Regions from separate parts of the Homo sapiens genome. Here all the other regions are linked to region 1. A link is a loop called in an ENCODE intact Hi-C map of the cell type or tissue named here. Cell type or tissue: IMR-90. All regions are shown on one strand.

The links. Hi-C counts contacts between places; a loop is a spot of excess contacts. Peaks named below come from ENCODE experiments on the same cell type or tissue, not always from the same donor. Only the 100,000 strongest peaks of a DNase experiment are listed, where the experiment ranks them.
Region 2: it touches region 1 in a loop (3-fold over the local background); 46 of 110 quality-filtered maps call a loop at or near these places.
Region 3: it touches region 1 in a loop (5-fold over the local background); 5 of 110 quality-filtered maps call a loop at or near these places.

What each region holds. Positions count from the first base shown.
Region 1 is chr21:28,332,311-28,340,310 of GRCh38, reverse strand. No RefSeq gene overlaps it. Among named protein-coding and RNA genes, the nearest start is that of LINC01695, 110 kb to the right of the region's middle. In IMR-90, CTCF peaks have their summits at 2,790 (motif pointing right) and 3,840 (motif pointing right); DNase peaks (open chromatin) are centred at 2,810, 3,760, 6,310 and 6,670; H3K27ac peaks cover 5,603 bases.
Region 2 is chr21:28,066,046-28,074,045 of GRCh38, reverse strand. All of the region lies in intron 1 of LINC01697 (long intergenic non-protein coding RNA 1697), which reads right to left. Among named protein-coding and RNA genes, the nearest start is that of LINC01697, 22 kb to the right of the region's middle. In IMR-90, no CTCF peak of the experiment used is centred here; a DNase peak (open chromatin) is centred at 4,295; H3K27ac peaks cover 1,371 bases.
Region 3 is chr21:28,226,062-28,234,061 of GRCh38, reverse strand. It overlaps LINC01695 (long intergenic non-protein coding RNA 1695), which reads left to right and starts at 5,395. Exons shown (of 6, transcript NR_126012.1): 1 at 5,395-5,700. In IMR-90, no CTCF peak of the experiment used is centred here; a DNase peak (open chromatin) is centred at 4,071; H3K27ac peaks cover 3,487 bases.

The DNA of each region.
Region 1 (8,000 bases):
ATTTGGAATGAATATGAAACATAGTTAAACAGAAACTACTCCTTATTTCAACTTTAAAAATTTAGGAAAAATTCCAATTTTACCAGTCATGCTTGTAGTTCCGCATTTTAAGTGACACAAATATCCCACGGGACAGGCTTGTTTTACATATTAACTTTATTGATTTCAGCTTAGGAATAAAAGCCACTACGATCTTCATGAAAAATTAATGACTCCCCTAGGAGAAATGTTGCAGAAAACACTGGAACTAGCATTTTTATCTAGAAGGCAGGCTTAAGACACCTCCACCCAGGGTGGGGTCAAAGGTTATTTCAATTTCTCCAAGGTGCTTTGGATGAGAAGGGAGCTTATCTTGAGTGGGAAAGTAACTGAGCTGCCTAGACTTGATCCTGGCCACAGGATAACACTGGGAGTGGAGGAATGGGTACTCTCGTTGTAACACTTTGTGGTGTTGGTCAATGTACCCCGGTCAAGCCCTTGGAAAAACATTCCAAAAGTTTTCAAGAGAGGAAGCTAGAAATGTCGTTGAGAAGTTCATCATTTTTTGTAATGGGTTGGTGTTCAGGGTGCTGATACTAGGGAGGTACTGGTATTAAGAAGGGATCCTCGCCCCTTAGGGCTAAAGAAGTGCCAGCAGGGACTGGAAGCTCATTGGGAAGCATTTTAGTGGAAGATAGTAACAGGTCAACATCAGAGGTCACTACAAGCACAGAACAAGTTTCAAGTCAAAGTCCAGCCAATGTCAGTGAGAGAAGGGGGAATGCTGCAGCTATAGAATCGGGTAAACACAAAGAGAAGTGGGGAGACCAGCTGCCACTGGAGTGAAAGAGCAGGAAAGATTGCCAAAGAGAACATCTATGCTCTCAGTCAGGTGTGGCCAGAGACACAAGGGGCACATAAAACTGGCCGGAAGCCCCTCACATGTCCTTATGAGGTCTTTTCTGGTTCTGTGTTTTTGTTGTTGTTTTTTTTTTCCTGTGGTCATTTCTAAGCAAATTTTGAGGAAGATATAGCAAAATTGAGTTTCCACTGTCCAAAATGAAAGATTTTTATGCCTGTGTTCTTTTGTAATGTGATTACTGATTTTTCCGCTTCTGCGCTTTGTTTTAATTGGTCAAGAAGCATGGAGTGGAAGGAAACATGGCTCTCCAAACTTCTATCAGTTCCTGCAGCTCTTCCTCTGGGATAGGCATATCAGATGGGCAAACCCAGAACAATGCAGTATGCTAACAATAGTTCTGCCAATTCAGAGAGGTAGGCTGCCCTCGGGTAAGAGAGTCTAAAAATGGGTATAGGGCACTGACTTCAGATATGCTTGTTAATAGAAGAATCTGAGTGGCTCAGAAACAGATCCTGGAAACGTGCATGATTTGTTTTAACTGAGGGTCCTGTTAGAAGTATATCTTAGGAGTCTTAGGAAATCCTGTCATGTTTAGGAAGCCAGCTGTATGATCAAAGACTCAAACAACGTGAGTTGATCCAGATAATATGAGTAATGCTTGTCAGTTGGAGAATTTGAATTAAACTCATCTGTCTCCAACCCCCAACCCCCCCAACCAGATAAAAATATAATATGAAGAAAATTTCTCCTGAAAAGGTAACTTTATTGGTGCTTATTTTTATACTACTTATTTCTGCTTTTTTTTTTTTTACTGAAGTGCTATATCATGAGATCAAATTCTTCCTCTCTCAAAGAGCAGTTTTCAATCTATCAAAAGCAGTATTAAGTGATGCTCTCCCCACAAAGTCACCAGATCAGTGTCCCTGCTATTCAAAATCAGCTTCAAGACCAGCTTCCAAATCCTCTTTTAACCAAAGGGTTACTTTGAATTCCCTCTAAACTAGAAATTATTTGTTAGCTAGAAATACCCTCATAATATCTGCGAATGCCTCTACAACTAAGAATTTTGTAGTCACACTAGTGAGAAAGAAAATTAATAGTTCTTCTTTCCATTGAGCTCCAAAATATACTTATTACTCAAAAGCAGTTGCCAGCTCTCTCCAATCATCTTCCCATGCAGTTGGGAAGTTGATAATATTCAAAAGTTCATGCTGGACTGGCTGGTTAGCATTGGAACTTTTGTGTTTTCTTTCTGATGTCTGTAACTAATCCTCCATTTCTTAAATTTCTGGATTATTTTAGAATTACAATCACTTTTTATACATAAGTGTTCAAAAAGCAATTTTAGTTCTTAAATTGTATGTGAAATCAACACAGACAGTTTGGCCAGATAACTAAAAATCACAATGCTGAAAAATTATTCTGATTTTGTGTAATACATCACAGCATTTTCCTTTTATGTTTGTGCTTTAAAATTTTTTTTTCAAGTTGAAATGCCTAAACTTTAGAAAGTTTTGAAGTTTGGCACATGTTGGGTGGAATACTCAGAAACTTGGAGAAATTCACCTTAAGAATCCAAGATTTAAAAACTAATTGCAACATCTCAATGAATTAGTGATATTTCCTTGCCTTCGGTTGCAGAAAAATTATTATCTAGGTGTCCTTTCTTATGAGATTCCTGCCAATTCTAATTCCTGCTCTAAGTATGAGTTGTTTAAGACTAAAACTATTAAGGAGAAATCTTTAATCATGAGCAGCCCTATAATTTATTAAAACTCTTTTAGACAATAATTCTAATAATGCTTTAAGGGACCTATAGCTTGAAGTTCATTGTTTTTCCATGTTTTGTTCATGTAAGTCCCTGCAGAATCCTACAGGTTGAATTTAGAATGTTTCTTTATTGATCACTCCAACTAGCACACTTAATGGAAACTGAAAGAGATACTCACTAGACACAAGATGGCAGTAACATGCCACCTAAATTTTATGATTTACTCATAGGGAATAGAGTTGTGTAATTCAAATCAGAGACTTTTTATGGTAATTTTTATCCTTTTGGGAAGGTGGGGACATAGATGCCTTTGAGAATCTGATTAAAATGATGGTCTCTCTCTTCACTCCAACCACTAAGTATATAAATTTCTGATGAAGCCTTTTCGTAGACTTAAAAAGTTTAGTCCTGTGAAGACTAACGTATATTTTTCTCTTGAAAATAAATCCACAAAGGGAACAGATGATACAAAGAGTTCAGTAATCCAAGTTACAAGAGAAGGACAGACTCAGAAGTTGAGGCTTTTGATGGCATTTCATCTTCTGCCTTTCTAGGGAAGAATGATAAATTGCAAAACTTTAAACAATGTATTGTGTATTCCTAGCACTTTCCGTTATAAGAAAGAGACACATCAATAGGTTAATGATTATTTCCTTATTAGCGGTAGGTCCTTTTCTGTTTAATTTCTAATCTTCTGATTAAAAGTTGTATTTTACCAAAAGTTTGAAAGTTTTCTTCTATTAATTATCTGACTTCAAAAAACCACAAGCAACTTTTCTTACCTCTTAAAAGTTGTATGTTTTTAAACATTGTAAGCTTATTTTGTGTTGTTCTTATTATTGTTTTGAAACAGTATAATATAACCTGTATAGCTGAGTATCAACTAGCATTTCAGTAATTCTGATGTACACATATATCCTAAATTTGAAATATATATATATATATATATATATATATATAAATAAAATTTAAACAGAGTGACATATGGTTGCAATTAAAGTTTTGTTGTTTGGCTTTACAAACCTTAGTAGAAATCCTGAGGAATGAGTCCTAACTCTGGCACAGGTACAGCTTAAGTAACCAGCTTCCATGATCAGTACATGCAAACTTGGAAGAAAATAAACAGGGGGACGGGCACAGCTGATTATCATTCTAGAATTCTGATTCAGAGTTACAGCTTTCAAGTTTGATAAGAAAGTACTGGCGATTTCCCGGAAGCAAGCAGCTATCCTGGTTTTACAGAACACAAGGTGGCAGAATTGCTCCTTTTAAATCACTGATCTTTAACTAACTTAAAATTTAGAAACATTTCTAAACAGCAACACATAGTAAGAGGAATGGTTGAAACACTAAATTCCCACAAACATTAAGGTGATATTATGCATAATGAAACAAAATATATATTGTGAAAAGCTCATTATGCTAGCTTTTTGGAACTCTCATAAAGATAAGTGAAAATATTGATTGACTTCATTAAAAATGTCTTTAGTAAGTTACTAGAGCATCATTTAGTGAATTCTTTCTATAATCTGAGTTACTTTTACATTTTAACAAGTTGCAATAGTGGTTTTAATATTTGAATTTAGAAAGGATACACTCAACAGATATCATTTTAATATATTGTTTCAGGTGAAATTTCAGCCATTGTTTCAGTGAAATATATGTTGACACCAGATTTTCTCATCTAAAAAATTAAATTTTATTTATCACACAAATATGTTAAAACATCATACCGTTATGGAAGAGACAGCAACAAAATATGATGTGAAGATCACATGCCTTCGAAAGGCTAGTATTTAAGAATTATTATAACTATAATAAAATTATTCTAGTAGACATAATGCAAGAATTATTTTATTGAATTTATCTGAAAGTACTAAATCAATTATTAGATATTTATTAGACACTGCCACCTTCAAAATATTTAAACATTTTTATATTGTAGCAGAGATTGTTGGAAGCTTTAGGATTAACAGAACTCCAAAAAATTGGCCAATGATTGAACAACTATAGACAGCCCCCATTTTAATTAATAGTGAGTGTTTATAAAAAGGCAATTAGAGGTATAATGTCTGGAAGTAGAACAATAGACTTAGAGACTATCAGGAGAGTTAAATTTCTGATATCTGAAAAATGCTAATCCTTCCTTAATTTGGGAGTGAAAGGAGGTAGTGTCCTTCAGGACTGGACCATCCATTGGGTGAATGAGAGCCCCTGGACGTACCAGGAATCAGCTTCAGTGGAGGGGATCAATACTCACATACCAATTACTGATTACTGGGGAATCCAGTGGGGCATTTGTTCTTTCTCAGTCAGCAGCTGCTCCCTTGAGCTCCAACCTCTCCAATGGGCAGAGGTAGTGATGCAGGCAGCTCCCAATCTCTTAACTTCATCATCAGGTTACCTAATTTACACAGAGCAGGGATAACAGAGCATGTGTTTCTACCTCCCCCTTGCAGCCTGGTCAATGAGTTTTGGGCCTGTTTTGGCCACCTTACATGAAGAGGGGATTATTTTGGACAATTCCTTTGCTGCTTAACATTATGGCAATTCTACCCCTATCCCAGAGGAAACAGGTGGAGGGGGCTTTGAAGTAGGAAAGAGGACAGCAGCTCCTAGTGTCCCACAGGAGCAAGGGAATTTCAGGTGCCTTGGTGGGTCCTTTATAGACCAGGTGGAGAAAAAGGTCCTTTTACTTGACATTGATCTTTGTTCACAAATACTATCAAATGATCTGGTGTAGGGGCAGTTCCACTCCCCTCTCCCAGCCCCTCATCCTCAGCCACATGACAAATTTGTTCAAATTTGTTAATAATCAGATAGTGTCTTAAAAAAATAAAACTATATGTACTTTGAAAGGTAGATTTAGATTTGCCAATGCACAATTTATATTTAAAAACAAAGTCAGATTATCTGAAGGCTAGATTTAGAGTGGTCAATATATGATAACTGTATATGGACTGTCATATATAGAAAAGTGACAGATGATTTTTTTTCTCTCTTTTGAGACAAGGTCTTGCTCTGTTGCTCAGGCTGGAGTGCAGTGGTGCTATGACAGCTCACTGGAGCCTCAACGTGGGCATAAGTGATCCTCCCACCTCAGCCTTCTGAGTCACTGGAACCACAGGTGCACGGCACCATGCCTGACTGATTTTTAAATTGTTTAAGAGAGAAGATGGGGACTCCCTATGTTGCCCAGTCTAGTCTCAAACTCCTGGGCTCAAGGGACCCTCCAGTCTTGGCCTCCCAAAGTTCTGGGATTATAGGTGTGAGCCACCATACAAGGCTCTTTTATATATATGTATATATATAAAAATGTGTATATATATATATATAAATGTACATATATATATGTATATGTATTTATATAGAACAGTGTCCCATTTGGCCACTTTGGTGTGGGAGATATAAAGGACATGTGTGAGGGGAAAGGCAGTTCAATTTATTGAGGACATACCATGTTCTATGTGATGTGTTAATTTTTGTATTCCTTTACGTTGGAGTAGCTTCACATAATAACTCTATAAGGCAGAAACGCCATCATGAAGCCCAAAAGGTTTAGTCTCTATAAGTAGGACTTCGTCATCTGCTTACTGACTTTTGTCTCTTTTTTCTATATTCAGAAACATTTAAACAACATTTATTGCAAGACTATTCTGTGGTGACTAATACTGATTGCATAAAAATCATGATCTCGTTCATGTGTGGGTTTTACACAAAGGAATATGTCTTCATTAGCAGAATTTCTCATCAGTGGTTGATGGGAAAATGATTTAGGATGAAAAAAGACAGAGTTGGCCAGGATAACACTAACATTACTGCTAACTCTCCAGGCGTGAGTAAGAGTATCATGTCCTCACATTAAGTTTTCTAGCACAATCTCTAACATCCTACAGATCAATAATTAATATGACACAATTTTACTTATGCTAATAGCCTGTCAATCTAATTTGAAAGATAAGTGAGCCTTATTTATTTTTTCTCTTTGAGATAGTATGCATTCCTCAGTCTTTGGACTATGACGAAGTATTTGAAGAATCTTCTTGCATCCTAATTGTGCAACTCAAAAATTCTCAGCTTCTCATTGTATCCATGAGTAAATGTGTGTACAGTTGGTGTACAAACACCCCTAACAGTTTATTAGAGCACAGAAACTTAAGAGATGAAAGAAACAGAATTTTATGTTTTATGGATGTTTTATTTTGATTTATATTACCAAAAAGTCTCAAGATATAGAAAGGTACTTTTGAAATTTAATCCGGTTCAAAACTATAACATCTCTGTTCAAGACTAAACATCTCCATAAATTATGTTTGTTAGATTTTATAGTTCTAAGGGAGAAAAACAGTTACCAAAGATGCTTAGCAAACACTATTTAAATCATTTAGATATAACTTCTTCCTTGGTATATTGCCAGAGTTTTCCTCCAAAACAAGTGTGTATTTCAAAATAAAAGAGAATTACATTATAAATTATGAATAAAAATGAAAACATTTGAAGAAAATGTCCTGAGGCCTAGACTCAAATATACTAATTAGTGTTTTACCAGCTCAATATGTTTTGCCAAAAGCAATCTTCTGCTTGATTTTAGTGTTGTTTTTCAGTGAAGATCAGTTTTTGGATATCTTTCATGCAGGACTACAAGGCAAAACAAGAAAAACAAAATAGAATAAAGAGTTATTTGTGTTTGACATGACAATGCACAAGACTATTGTTTCATCTCAAAGCAGACAGTATACATGGCTTTTTGTACAATTCTAAATGGAGAAGATCATGCATGTTTATTTCTGCTTGAATTTTTATCAAAACCGTTTTCATAATCCCACCATGGCAACTGAATTCAACAGTTTCTTCTAGAAACAACAGTCTTTCCCCTTTCTACCTAGCTTATCTCATTCAGAATACTAGTATGTATTTATGAATATGAAAAAAGTAACCAAATGCAATCAAGATAAGTTATGGGCAAGAAGTACAGAAAGAAAAAAGAAAGTTCAAAAAATGTTGTGAAGGTGATTAAAGAGAGAATGCCTTTGTTTTGCTGTAATACATGTTTAAGTATTTAGGAGATATGGAAGTACGATATCTGCATTTAATCCCAAAGATTTAGATTTCTGTGTCTATATTATTTTATATGTGTAAAGAGAGAGGGAAGGGAGAAGAGGAATAGAAATAGAGTATGTGTGAGAAATTTTGGCAAAATGTTGATAGTTGTTGAATATAGCTATGAGTGTGAGTTTTATGTAACTATTTAAAAACCTTCCTGTGAGTTTAAAATTTATTTTAAAATAAAATGTCAAACAATGCATAAAAATGGTGGCATGAAGGAAAATCAGTAATATTTGAGTAGGAAACATAAATTATTTAGTATTTAGATGCTTTTGACATTCT
Region 2 (8,000 bases), 270 kb after region 1:
ACGGTGAAATCCCATCTCTGCTAAAAATACAAAAATTAGCTGGGCTTGGTGGTACATGGCTGTAATCCCAGCTACTCAGGAGGCTAAGGCAGGAGAATCAGTTGAACCTGGGAGAGGAATGTTGCAGTGAGCTGAAATTGTGTCACTGGACTCTAGCCTGGGTGGCAGAGTGAGACTCCATCTCAAAACAAAAACAAGCAAACAAAAATCCTCTGAGTTACTCATTCTTTCTTTCTGGGGAAAAGAGGTTGAATAATGATAGAGCTTTCTGGAAAAATGATGGTTGAAATGTACCTCAATAAGGGTCCAACCCAGACATATCTTTAACAGATTATTGTATTTTTATTTACATCTTAATATGTGTTTTTACAGCATGGAGGTAAATATATCCAATATCCATTATTCTATAGTATTTTTCTATCACACTGAAACATACCTGCTAATGAGTTCATTACATGTTAAATTATTAGTTTATTGGCACTTAGTTACATTGTATTACACAAATTTTTGCTAGATTGTTTCTGGTGTTGAAGTATGTTTTGTGTTATTGGGAGTATGGATTAGAAGGTGGTGTTATTTTTTCCCCAAATTAAAAAAATGGAATATGAGCTGGTGCTGTATGAAAACTCACTATCAAACATAATTTTAGGAATGGAAATATTTAGGTAACAAGGATCACATTTTCTATCTCATTCAGTCCCCCTTAAGCTATGAAAATCTCTGTTGAGTATCTTTCACTTTCAAACCCCAAGGAATAAAGTATTATTCGATATCAGGGGATCTAGCCCCCAGTATTTCAACGTAGGTTCTTTTCTATTTTCTTTAAGTGTCGGCCGGTGTGGGAAATAAAGGGAAAGAGTACGAAAGAGAGAAATCTTAAAGCTGGGTGTCCAGGGGAGACATCACATGTCGGCAGGTTATGTGATGCCTCCTGAGCCACAAAACCAGCAAGTTTTTATTATGGATTTCAAAAGGGGAGGGGTGTACAAATAGGGTGTGGGTCACAGAGATCACAAGCTTCAAGGGCAATAAAATATCACAAGGCAAATGGGGGCAGAGCGAGATCACTGGACTAGGGTGAAATTAGAAATGCTGATGAAGTGTCATGTCCCACAGGGCACGCATTATTGTTGATAACATCTTATCAGGAGACAGGGTTTGAGAACAGACAACCAGTCTGACTAAAATTTACTAGGCAGGAATTTTCTAATCCTAGTAGGCCTGGGGGTGCTACGGGAGACCAGGGCTAATTTCATCCCATACCTACAACTGTATAAGACACACATTCCCAGAGTGGCCATTTTAGAGACCTATCCCTGGGAATGCATTCTCTTTCTCAGGGCTCTTCCTTGCTGAGAAAAAGAATTCAGCGAAATTTCTCCTATTCACTTTTGTAAGAAGAGAAATATGACTCTGTTTTGTCTGGCCCCGCAGGCAGTCAGGCCCAATGGTTATCTCCTTTGTTCCCTGAAAATTGCAGCCATCCTGTTCCTTTTGGATGCCCAGATTTCATATTGTTCAAACACACATGCTCTACAAACAATTTGTGCAGATAATGCAATCATCACAGGATCCTGAGGCTACATACATCCTCAGTTTACAAAGATGACGGGATTGAGAGATTAAAGTAAAGACAGGCATAGGAAATTATAAGAGTATTGATTGGGGAAGTGATATATGTCCATGAAATCTTCACAATTTATGTTCAGAGATTGCAGTAAAGACAGGCATAAAAAATTATAAAAGTATTAATCTGGGGAACTAATAAATATCCATGAAATCTTCACAATTTATGTTTTTCTGCCATGGCTTCAGCTGGTCCCTTCGTTCGGGGTCCCTGACTTCCCGCAACAATTCCTGACTTGCTCGCTATTTTCATTCTCAAATCCAAGCACTATGACTTCTTTTGCAGCTAACTCTTTACAACTTGCTTCCTTAAAGTTGACCAGTTTCCACTGAGTGGTGATCTTCTATTAGTTATTTTTATTCCTGGACACCTGTCATATACAACAGGGGTCTCCAGTCCTGGGGCCACGGACTGAACCGTTAGGAACCCGGCTGCTTCCTAATATTGAAGCTTCAGCATATTTACAGCCACTTTCCATCACTCAAATTACTGCCTGAGCTCCACCTCCTATCAGATCAGCATCAGCATTAGAGTCTCATAGGAGCGTGAACCCTATGCTGTGCATGCAAGGGATCTAACTTGGGCACTCTTTATGAAAATCTAATACCTGTTGATTTGTCACTGTCTCCCATCACCCCCACATGGGACCTTCTAGTTGCGGAAAAACAAGTACAGGGCTCCCACTGATTCTACATTATGATGAGTTGTATAATTATTTAATTCTATATTATAATGTAATCATAATAGAAATAAACTGCACAACAAATGTAATGCACTTGAATCATCCACAAACCACCCTCCACCCTGATCTGTGGGAAATTGTCTTCCATGAAACTGGTCCCTGGTGCCAAAAAGGTTGGAGACTGCCAGTAAATAACATTATTGAACTCTGTGGCTGTTGATACTCTTTTCCTAGTCTCTTCAATATAAGAAAGTTTTTCTTCTGAGTCCCTTGGTTGCTTGCTCCTCAACCTTTTCTTGTTCTCTAGAGATAAATGTTTATCAATGTTTTTTCTTGTTGGCCTCCAGAGTCTCATAATTTCAAGCATTGCTTTCCAGCAGGATGCATTTGCACCATGCACCATAAAGCTTAGTTATAGCTCAGCTCTAACATTCTCCTATATTTATTTATTTATTTATTTATTTATTTTGGAGATGGAGTTTAGCTCTGTCTCCCAGGCTGGAGTGCAGTGGCACAATCTCTGCTCACTGCAACCTCCATCTCCCAGGCTCAAGCGATTCTCCTGCCTTGGCCTCCTGAGTAGCTGGGATTACAGGCACATGCCACCATGCCTGGATAATTTTTGTATTTTAATAGAGACAGGGTTTCACCATCTTGGCCAGGCTGGTCTCGAACTCCTGACCTCAGGTGATCTGCTCACCTTGGCCTCCAAAAGTGCTGGGATTACAGGTATGAATGACCATGCCCAGACTAAAGTTCTTCTAATTTTTATATGTTTTTATGATATTTCCAGGATGTCCCATAGACATTTTACATTTAAAATAACTAAACTGATCACCTTTGTCTCACACACTGAACCCGTATTTTTGACATCCCTATTTGTATTCACGGCATTAATCTTCTTTAGTCACCCAGATTTGAAATCTTCATCATCACAAACACCTGATTTCCCTTCATTACTCACGGATAACTAATGTCTACCTCTTACATTTTTCAATATAGTAGAATCTATTGAATCTATTTCTTAATTTTTACCTCAATTTTCATCACCCTAGATTAGACCCTAATTGCCACCATGATGACCACCTGCAATAATCTACCAGTGAGTTTTATCACATCTTGAAGACTGCAGAATTTTGACAGTTAAAGATGGAGGGAGGTATTATATACAAAGGGCATATATTTTGCTGAAGATCTAGGATTCACTTTAGAATCTTTAAACAGTTGTACTGGGAGAGGGTCACACAGGTAGAAGAGTAATAAGATTTGAAATGCAACTTGGAATAAGATCTTGAATCCCAGACTATTGAGAAATATTCACAAATATGCTTCTCTTCCATTTTATTTTTTTCTTTAGTATCCGTAGTACCTACTAAAATGCTTTGCATATTTTAGATGTTCAGAAAATTCTTATTTCAACAAACAAAAGTATTATAAGCATGTTAAATTACTAAAATGCACCTTGATTTATTTCTTTTAAAAGTATGTAGGACACATAAACTATCATTTTGCTTCTACAGTTCATCTTGTATTTAAACACAATAAAATATCAATTTTAATGTTTTTCTTAATTATTCACTAAGTGTCATATATACATATCACTGAATATATTACAGACATACATGTATTGTATATGTAATATATTAAAAGATAAGGATTAATTGAAGGGGCTTATCTGGTGCTAGAGTTTTGCTTTGCTTTTGAATTCTTATTTAATTCTGTTCTATTTACTGAATGTCCATCTCTGCATAATATTTGAAAAGCCTCCTGAGTTAAAAATAGTTAATTCTGGGAAAGAGCTCAGCTCTTGGTATTTAGCCATATTATTCATCTTATATGGCTGATACATTTATCATGCGTTGATTCAAATACATGCAGCTTTTAACTTTTTGCAGAAACTATAAGGTCATACATCACAGATTAATATTCTTCTCATGCCCTCCCCCCACATTCGTACACAAAGGTCTCTTGTGGTTAGTGATATTAATCCATTCCTGTGGTTTTGCAGTCAAGAGGAATATAGTGCAGCGTGCCTCCTCGTTTAAAACAAAAAGGCTTACGGTGTTCTTTGGCTTTATGCTGCTTGGCTTTCGCCAGAGGACAGCATCCATGAGAGGGATTTGCTTTGTTTTTCTAATTATCAGCAGCTGGGTGAAACAGCTTCCAAAGGGGGAGAAAACAACACAGAGAATTTTAAGCCATGCTACTAACAGGTGTTCCCAGGGATCAAGTTCTTAAACAACCCTAAGAGTAAGATGAGATGCACTTTGTTGAACTGTTGCTGATGGTAGAGGGAAAATAATCAGGAATTTGCATACAACAACTCATTAAGTCCCCTTCCCAGTATATTAAATAGACTTAATTTTTCGAAAGGCAATTTTGGATAAAGATAGTGAATGGTGTGCTGATATGAAATGACTACACAGCATAATTTCATTTTGCCTTGGTTTGTTACTCCTCCTCTCCTTGCCATATCTCCAATATAAGCCCCCCCCACATACATACATACACACTCAGATGTGTACACACTCATGTGAGTGCACACATATTGCATATTTACTGATAACATTGTCCAAGCTGCTGTGATGACATCCAGGGTCATTCACCTACAGTTTTATGCAATTATAAATAAAATAGAATTCAAAAAGAGCACAAGAACATATTGTGAAATAGGTGAGATAGCTCCGTGGGCTAATCCTGAATGGCGAGACTCATCAAATTATTTAGATTCTATCTTGAACTTTAAAAGCTGGTATAAATCTTAGTATGAAAGATTTAAGCAAAGAGAGATGGGTACTGGGTAATATAACTGCATGAAAGTATTCTTAAATAAATATAAGCCTATCTCAAGTTTATAGAAAAATAACAATCCCAAAGAGGTTATCCCTCACATAAAGGTTACAGTTTTAGCAACCGGGGCATTCTACCAGAGCTTTCAGGAGGTGATTAAAGTAGACTTTAAGCTTCAGTCACTTGCTGGGCTCTTTCACCAGCATGTGAAAATTTGCCACCTCATGGTGACCTGGAGTTTATCAAAGGCCAGTCAGTGTTAGAGAGAGAAGTAATGGCAGTAAGAGAGAGGATCACAAGAACAGTTAAGCCAAGACACTCAGTCTGTAGGCTCACGTTTCTTCCACTCCAGCACACTGGAGGAGCTACTCCCAGAAGAAGGCAAGGAAGAGACAGCTCTGAGCCAGACCTTGCTTAAGACAACTTCAGCAGCCTTCTGTGACCATTTGAGCTTCAGCTCAAATCCAGGCTGGTGTAAAAGGAGAAGTTGATTTTTACATTGAGTTTACATTAAAATTTAAAAGGTATAGATTTTAGTAATTAAAAGTGCCAAAACATTTTGGATTCTGCTCAAATGGCACTGAAGGTTAAGAAAGGAAGATTGATGGAACATAGCTGAAGGTAATGATCACAGAAAAATAAAATCACTGAGTGGGAATACTAGACCATGATTCTCTCAGGTGGATGACAGCGAACTGGCTGTCTACTGATAAAACTTGATATAATCTTAAAAAATTCCTGAAATAACCCTCCCCTACCTCTTCCCATTACCTCTTTAACATAAGTGGAAAAATAAAAAAAGACTAAAAAACTGCCTGCTTTTCTGGGCAAAGGCAAAATCTGTATTTAAGAGTGTTAATTATGACTCAATGACTAGATCTGAGTTCCACATCATTCCCTTTTTAATATCATCAGCTGTGTCTTGGCACTCAAGTTTTCTACGAGTTTGTATCATATGCAAATGTATTCTTTATTTCAGTTTTGTCTTTTCCTGTTATTTTTATTTTAAATTAACAAACTAGAAAGACAAAATATAGTTTACTATCCCCAAAATGTATGCCCACTTCTGTTATTGCTTTACCGGTTTTTTCTCTTTAAAATTATTTTTTAGGGTGAAGGGTTGTTACTGGTGGTAGACAGTATCATGGCACAATTGCTAGTAAAAGCTATACTTTTGGCTTTTAACTAAAATCTATGCTTAAACAAATACTATTTAAATAAAAAGATTAACTTTCTCAATAGATATGTTTTCTATACAATTTGAATACTTTCTTTGTGTATAGGTGTCATCAATAGGTAACATTTATATCAACAAATTATTATCATTTACTAGAATTTCCTGGAAATAAAAATAATTTTTAAAGACTTTAACCTATCTCTGCTTTACAAAACAAGCTGTTTATTAATATAAGAGTTCAGGACAAATATTTCTGAAAGAACTAAACATTATGTTGGTTGACCTACAGGTTCTCACCTACAGAGGGAAGCTGAGCTACCCTAAGCTGGAGAAGGGTGACTCCCAAACTTCTCTTTACTATGTAACATCTTTACTCTCTCTTCCAATTGCAGCTTTTTCCCTATCAGAAAACTAGGTCTCCTAGACTCTCTAAATTCAAATTCTTCACTCCACCAAAACCTGAATAAATCTGAATATAAACATGTCTCTGCAAATGAGTCATAAATAATCTTGCGTGCATCCATAGGTATTTTAAGACACCCTAACCTAAGCACATTACAGGTGCAGTGAGTAGCATGGCTTCTATGACGAAGTTGGCAGAGCCAACAACTCACATTTTTTACTCATATTAACATCTGTGTTCACAATACGGCATTGAATATTCATATCTGCCCGGCTTTTCCTATCTCTAGAAGTTTTCCAACCCCTCTGCCCTGCTGTACTTTGGCCATTTCTAGTTGCCACTCGAAGTTTTTCAGTCTTTGCAATTTTTATTTTTCTTTTGTCAGCATTTTCTTTTATCCCAGATCTTCCCCTCAGTACACAGATTTTTCCACTTATTTTTAGCTTTCCTTATCTTCTGAGCTCCAGCCCTTGCATGACTGTTTTTCTAGACTTTTGTTCAGTGGTTAGCTAACCGGGCCCACTACTCCTTTGGATTTTGGATCTTCTTGGTTAGTGAACTGAATGATTACCATGTTTTCTTTACTTCTGCTCTAATGAACTTTATTTGAACTACAGTCTTTAGTTCTCCTTCTGGCTGCCACTTCTGCCCTGGGAAAGACAACCATTACTTGAGAATTCTGGTTAATCAAAATGTTACCGTCCTTGAAAAATGGTCTAACATTAATGAATCTGACACCCAAATAGACACATAATTATATCTGCAACCTGGCTTTTGCAGAATTTAAAAATACAAATAAAGACTATGGTCGTGTTTTTTTTTTAAATTTTTAATTCAGTCAACCAAATCAAGGCTGCTTCCTTTTTCTTTTTTTTTTATCAAAAGGCTTGAGCTCGATAAAATGAACATGATTTTTTGCCAAGCAATTCTTTTTTTTTTTTCCCCTTAATTTTTAAGCCCATGGGTATTTCAAGGGAAATTCAACCCACATGTTTCTGATTCATTTACACTTAATTCATTAAAATATTGTTTTGTAAGAGTTATTTGATGTCCAAGGGCCTTATGAGTCTTTTTATATGACTTCTTATGCCATTTTTTTCCTCAAAAACAGGAAGTGGTATTTTGCTAAGAACTGAAACTCCAAAAGGGTTGAATTTCATATGAATCACATAAAGCACACTAAGATGATTGTATCTCTCCTGGGTCATCCTTGCTTTGAGGAAGCACCTGAAACAGTTACCTGCATTGACTATATGTTGTTAATGAAATTCCAATTTCTCCAACACAATTCTAAAATCTCCTAAAAAGGGAGACTTCCAAA
Region 3 (8,000 bases), 110 kb after region 1:
CACACGAGGGAATCTCCTGGTCTGTGGGTTGCAAAAACTGTGGGAAAAGTGTGATATCTGGGCCAGATAGCACAGTCCCTCACAGATTCCCTTGGCTAGGGGAGGGAGTTCCCCAGTCCCTTGCACTTACTAGGTGAAGCGACACCACACCCTGCTTCTGCTCGCCTTCTGTGGGCTGCACCCACTGTCTAACCATTCCCAATAAGATGAACCGGATACCTCAGTTGGAAATGCAGAAATCACCCATCTTCTGTGTTGATCTCACTGGGAACTGCAGACAGGAGCTATTCTTACTCGGCCATCTTGCCAGATCCCAACACAATTTTTAAGTTGCGCAACATTTTCAAGCAAATCTACAAACGTTATTTCTGACACTTTCTCATACAAAAGCCTCATTCATTCATGATTTCAACGAACCAATCAACACATTTATTTGTCATTTATTATATGCCAAGTGTCAGACAGTCTGGAGATTCTGGTGAATAATAAGCTTTCTGCCTTCATACAAAATTCTTTTGAGGGATACAAACAACTAACTGTACAATTACAATACAGTCCATTAGGAATTGTGCTTTGTAACATGGGAACGTACACACAGAGTCTAGACTGCCTGAGAGGAACTGGGGGTAGAATTAGCCAGTGAAGGAGGCTCTGGGAACAAGGATAGTTTTCCAGACACTTTGAAGAATAGAGAAAGAAGGCATATTTGAAAATTCAAAGAGCAAGCCCCGTAATGCAATGGTGAGAATTAGGGTTTTGGATTTAGACTTGTCTGAGTTCAAATCTGAGCCTCATCATTTCGTAACTGATGTGGTATTGTGTGACATGACAAACATGGCAAAGCTTCCTTTTCTTTTCAAATGATCAATTTGTGAAAAGAAAAGAAAATTCATTCTATCTGGAACATCTTTAGCAGGGATTGAAGGTGATTTGTTCCATAATGCATTAGGGACAGTATCTGTTATATACCAAGATCTTGATGAGTTGTGGCTAAGCTGGAGAGAGCTGGTATGAAGAACCCAGAGAGGGCCGACTGGAGGGCTTGGCTGGCAGTGGTCTTGTGGGTCATGTCCAGAATTTGGATATCATCTTAAGAGTCATGTGAAGAATCTGAAGGGCTTTAAGCCACGATGTTACACAATCAGATTACTATTTTGGAAAAATTTGATATTCAGATGTAGTCACATGGCAACATAAAAATGAAAAATATTTTATTTTGTAAGAAATTGCAAAGATAAAACTGAATAAAAACAAATAGGTAAATGTCAGCAAAAAGAATTAATACTGTTTAGAAATTTATACGTTATGTATTATTTTCCTATAAATAGAAAAGGCTTGACAGCCAAATCGTATCTTTAGAGACCCACACATGTTAGAGGATGTCTTTGGACCACCAAACTGTTACATAACTTGTTTATAATTCTAAGAAAAGCACATTACCATTCCAGTTGTTGACATATCCACATATGCAGAAAAGTAAAAGTCACATACCCAGAAGATGGTTAGAAATCTTGCTTGCAGTATTGTAACATTTGCAATTTTTACATATTAATACTTAGTTATTTTCTTATATTCTTGAACCAAGGTTTATGTGAAAAAAACTTTATTTCTACTGTCACATCTTATTTATTTTATTTTTATGTGTTGTCTTACCACATAATATAAAAGTATATATTCCCTGTTGGATTATTTGTTCTTTTCTATTTCACTGTGTAGGATACATATTAAATATTATTGATATTGCACTTCAGATGTGTCCACATCATAGTTCTCTGGGTTGAAATTAGTACATATTGTTTTCCTTCCATAATATATAACTTCCAGTGTTTTTCAAAAGTATGGTTCAAGGATCAATCATGTACAAAAAACCTAGGGAAGTGGAGTCCCTATTGTAAATGTAGATTCATTATTAACCCCACAGGTTTACTGAATCAACATATTTTGGGGATGGTGTCCTGAGACCTGCATTTAGAAATTACGTAAGAATCCACTCAAACTAATTTAGTGGATTCTCATCAGCTCTCTAAAGCTTATTTAGTGGATTCTTATGCAAATTCAGGTTAGCAAACTACTTCAGAATATGTGTGCAGCTCTTTTCTATTAAATAGACCTGGACTATCTCATAGTTGTTATGTCTGTAAGTCTTACTTAACTGGTAAAACAATAACCATGATAGAGTATCTTGGTTTCTGATAAGTTAATCAGAAATACAATCTCATAAATCATTGGTGGATAAGCTGATAATATATAGACTGATTAAATAATGTTTGCAAGGACAGAGAGATGAAAATTTGAACATTATCAACTTGAAAAGCATCCTCAGATGGTACTATGGACTAAATGTTTATGTTCCCCCTAAATTCATATGCTGAAACCCTAATCCATAATGTGATAATATTTTGAAGTGAGTCTTTTGGGAGTGATTAAGTTATGAGGGTACAGCCCTCATAAATGGCATTAGTGCCTTCATAAGAAGAGAGAGGAGAAAGATATTCTGTTTGTCTACTACATGAGGATATAGCCAGAAGCTGGCTGTCTGCAAACCAAGAAGACAGTACTCACCAGAAACCAAATGCGGCAGCACCTGGATCTTCAGAAGTGTGAGAATAAGTCTATAATTTAAGCCACTCAGTCTATGGTATTTTGGTATAGCAGTCCAAACTGGCTAAGACAGATGAAATGCATGTGGCCTCATCTAACTTATTTGTGTGCATGTGTGTTATTTTATTTAAATAAATTACATGTAGTATTTTCATATTGCCCAAAGCTAGAAGGGATAGCTAATTTGTAAGAATATTTAAAAGGATATCCATAGGCTGAAATAAAATTGACTATATGAAAATTAAACTTCAAATGTGAAATCCTATACTATTTTGAAGACATTAGCTATATAAATCCAGGATGTGTAAAGAGGTGGACTAAGGACAGTTTATTTGCAAAAGACAGGTAGATGGCTTTTGATCGATTTCAAACTCCATATAAATTAATAATATGAAGTAGTTACCAGGCATAGAGAAATTGTTTTAACTTTAATTATAAGTTTGTGCAGCAGTAGGGATAAAAATTATCATAATGCCATCAACATTACATAATTCTAATTGTTGCATATTCTCTTCCAAACCCTGGCAACACAAGTAAATAAGTCAAATAGTTTAATCATAATGTATACATCATTGTTTAAATGTAGCTATGTCTATTTAATATCATATAATTAATGTGATTTTAAGCTTCATTTTTTCTAATGTAATGCCCTAGGTAAGGAAAATCATAACAGACTCTTGGGCCATGAATCACCCTAGCATAAAGAAACTTCTGGAGATGAGCTATGAAATGGCATGGAGTTTGGAAAGAAAGGAAATAGACAACATCCTGCCAGGGCAAAAAAGATTAGGGAATCGTGAAAGCTGTTTCTATTAATATCTACTTGAATGATCATTTTGTGAAAGAGAAATTACCAAGTCTTTCAAATTTTTTCTTTTCCCTGTTTCTAGAAAGCATAATAAGGATCAATTGGTTTCAATTCAACAAATTCTCATTGGTCCTCTATTAAATTCCAAGCATTGGGCTTGGTGTTTAGGGCTACATACAGGAGAACACAGATCTGTCTGACTTCATAAATATTACAGACTGGTAGAAAAACAAACTTAAACTCTTTGTCAACTCCTTTTAAAACTTCTAAGGTGAATTTCCAAATATTTCCGTTTTATAATAGTATCTTAATGTATGATTAATGTCTGTTATTTTATATATTTGTCATACATATTTCTGTTTATATAATAAAATACATGTTAGTAAAAATGAGTCTTCAGAAATGTTCACATACATTTATGGAAAAGATATGTTTTAGAGGCAAAGGGAATTTAGCGCACAATTACTACAATTGGCATTAATATTAGGATGTGATAATAGTTCCAAAGGGGTTAGTAAAATTAAAACGTTAGGCACTGATTGATACGTAGGAAAATTGAATTGGGCAATCTAGCCACTAATGACAAAACATGTTTGCAATAAGGATGATTCAGCAAAGAATTTACTCCTGCTTAGTAACAGTTGCAATTTTATCTTTTGAGATATAAATGTGCATATTTGCTTTATAACTGTTGTATGACTCAGAGTTTAGAGTTATCTTTTATCCTTAGCTTTATAAGCAGTGTATCCAATAGCAACATATGTAAGACTTGCGTTTTACATTGTATACATTTTACTTTGCATTACATTTCAGTATGATATCATTACAACAAAACAGAGGTTCAAAAATACAGCATGATCCTATATTAAATACAGACTTCTGGCAGTTTTAAAAATATTAAAGATGTGTAGTTTATTGTTTTAAGAAGTCCTCAAAATGTATTACCTAGTAAATCCTCTTAACTATGTTCTGTCACATCTTCTATTTAAGAAAATTGTTTTTTCAGTTTGTAATCACTCTATACAATATGTTCATTTTATGAAGCTTTGATTAGAAATGTAAGAATTTTATATATTATAATTTAATTGCATTATTCTCATAAAACATTACAAGATTGACATTGCATTACCTCACAATTTGTTTTATAAAATTTTAACCTTTGATCTTTAAATTGATATGCTGAGGGGATTAAATAACATTAACAAACTTGTCATGGATATGAAATTCACTTAGATAAGACAATAAAATATTGTTTTTTTAAATCAACAAAGTAAAATTCTTAGAAAAATAAGCTTTGCTCTTTAAATATATTTCTGAATTGTATTCCTGTCTGATAACTTTATTTACTAGAGTTGTGGATCTGTAAATGCATGATAAAATGCCAGCTAGTTAGCTTAAATTGCCACTATAAAAATGAAGAAGGGATACATGAAGCTACTTTTAAAAAGTCTTTATAAGCATGTTAAAGTATACAGCATTTGCTGGATAACATTCTTCTCATGGTTCTTAAATTCACTACCAACAAAAAAAGTAACAGCCAAAAGTAATTAACCAAAGAAACACAATTTAAAATTATGTAGAGAGTATGAAAAATCACCAGTATTTTACCTTCATTGATACTTACTCTATACTTTGCACTGTATACAAGCATTACCTCATTTAATCCTCACAAGAGCCATTTGAGGTAGCAACCATTATTACCTTCATGTAACTGAGGAATCTTAGGTTAAGTATTTAGCTGAATGTCAAGCAGTTAGAAAGTGTTATTAACAGATAGGTCCTTTAGCCCCTAGAGAATAAATTCTCTATGTCACTTTCACATGCTTCATAGCCCTCGGGCTACTGGGCACTAAGAGGCAGCATTCAAGGCATTCACCATTCAATAAGCCTTTAATGAAGTCTTCTTTGCATTTATACCAAACTAGGAGATATCCCTGTTTCTAGTTCTCCTCCCTCCCTCTGTCACCTCATCTAATATAGATCATCAAGATAGGTTGAAAGGGGAGTTCGTAGTCATCTCTTCTAATCAGGAGATCCCTGAAAGCCGAACATTTAAATGTTCTCTTCTTGAAATAAAAATACCATAGTTTTAGTTAGGAATGTGCTATGTTGAAAATAACAGAAAAACTGACCTCTGTGGCTTAAACAAGTAAGGATTTATTTTCCTTCCGTAGCTGGAGGAAGGGAGGTGCAGCTTTGGCTCAGCTCTTAACAGTGCAACATCTAGTGCCTCTATAGTTCTCTTGGACACAGATGGCTGCTTTCGAAGAAGAAAGAAGTGGAAAGTGATGGTGAGTTCTATGATGTCATCTTTCATTAGAAACAAATAGCTTTCCTAGAGCAACTTCACATTTCCTTTGAGGTTTCATTGATTAGAACTGGGTACTCTCGCCATGTGTAAGCTGCTAGAAAGGATGGAAAACTAGGGGTGGAGTGCAGCTTTAGGCTTATACCAGTGTTTCTCCATGGAAGCACTTTTGATGTTTTGAATGAATAATTCTTCAGTATGTTAGATTGTCTCATGTCATGTTCACCAAGCTAGTTCCTCTTCCCAATAATTTTGAAACCAAAAATACATCCACAGTATTCAAACCACTCCCTAGGGGTATAGAATTGTCTCATTTGTGACTCACTAGATTACATAAATTGTCTACTATCACTTAGGTCTGGGCACTTTGCTAGCACAAATAAAATAAAGATTTGTAACAAAAGAAAAAGAAAAAAATATATACATAGGGGAGGCAACATTCCCTGCCTCATCTACCAGATTGTGTAGATTTCTTATTCAAGTAATAAAATGTAAAATTTTAGTGTTTTAAAGCATTTCATACCATTTAAATGTTTAACATTATACATAATAGATTCCCCTCTTTTCCTCTCCCCTTCCTTCTTCCTTCCTTCCTTCCTTCCCTCCCTCCCTTTTTTTCTCTTTCCTTTTCTCTTTCTCTTTTATTCTTTTCTTTCTCTTCCTCTTCTCCCCTCCGTCTTGATTTTTTTCTTTCTCCTAACAAAGCAGGCTTATTACTATTCACACTTGGGGAAAAACAGTCCAAAACGGTTTACTTCTGACCTTTTATTTCTGTTTTTGGAAGCAAATAGAAATTATAAATTATTCTTGCTGTTAGTAGAACTTTCCTGTGTTTTTCATGATGATCTATTATCATGAAATGAGCACTTAGTGTTAAACTCTGCAATCTATCCTCAAATATGTTTCAGAATTCTTTCTTTTTCCTTCCTCCCTCTCTTTCCCTCTCTGAACATTGGGTCCTAAAAATACTGGGTGAAGCAGGACATAGACATCCACAAGGGAGTTGGGGAGAGGTGTAGTGGCTCAAGGTGAGGTTTCAGAGTGAGAGGACAGCCCGTAACGGGTGGGTTGCCCTGGACCAGGTGGCGGAGCTGAGGAAGGGCCTGGCGAATTTCAGGCTGGCTGGACGTCACAGCCCAACTCAGTGCAGGGTGTCACAGCACACAGTAGAATGAGAAATTGTGTCTCACAGAGGGTCAGCTTAGCTGGGGGAGCCAGAGTGCTAAGGTGAAGGGAAGGGACATGTATATGAAGCGAGCAGCAAGTGAATACAAAGTCGGACCTATGCTAAGAGAAGCCTGAACTGTGGTGTCAGAACACGAGACCCCCAGTTAAATTTAAACTTCAGATAAACAATGAAACTATACTGATGCTTTTAAAGAAATAATAGTTATACATATAAGCAGTATAACTTTTCTTGGGACACACTGATACTACAAAATAATTCGTTGTTGCTCTGAAATTCAAATTTAACTGAGCATCCTGTATGTTACCTGGCAAGTGTTCTACAAGGGGATAAGGGACTTCATGTGGCAGGCAGCCCAGGCTTCCAGGGTTGGGTAAGCAGTAAACCTGGATGGATCAGGGGTCATGGCAGAGGCAGGAGTTTGGTTATATACAGGGCATCTTATCAAATAGGTAAATATGTAAGCACAATGAGATCTGGGTTTCTCATTGTTGGAGAAGGAGTTTGCATTTATGGAAAGAAATAAAGAAAACCAGAATAGGCCCTGTGAGGTTAGATTGGAATTAGTTATTGGTATGAACTCACGGTTTTCAGGATTTATAGCTAGATCTAGAAATACATATAGATGTAAAACTCTGTGTCTGTATATGTGTGTGTGTCTGTATGTGCATGTGTGTATGTGTTTGTGTGTGTATACATATATTCACGAGGCTTCCTTCCACTTGGAAGGACTGGAGTAGCAATACTTCAAAAGCAATAAGCACACACTGTACACCCAGATCTTGGCTTCTCCAGGGGCTCTTGAGAAATGACTGATTCCAGTGTTGGAGCAGGGCAAATATTAGATGAACCTGGTATATCTTGTTGAGCCAGGAATGTTGGAAACATGGCAAAAGAAAAAGAAAGCACCTTGAAAGAACTGCTACTGGCCCAAAAAAGGTTCATTTGAAGATTAAAATAAAAATTTTGTTAAATAATTATAACCCACCTAATAAAAATTGGAAACTATGAACCAGTATAGGTATAAATAAATGATATGGTTTGACTCTGTGTCCCCACCCAAATTTCATCTTGTAGCGCCCGTAATTTCCACGTGT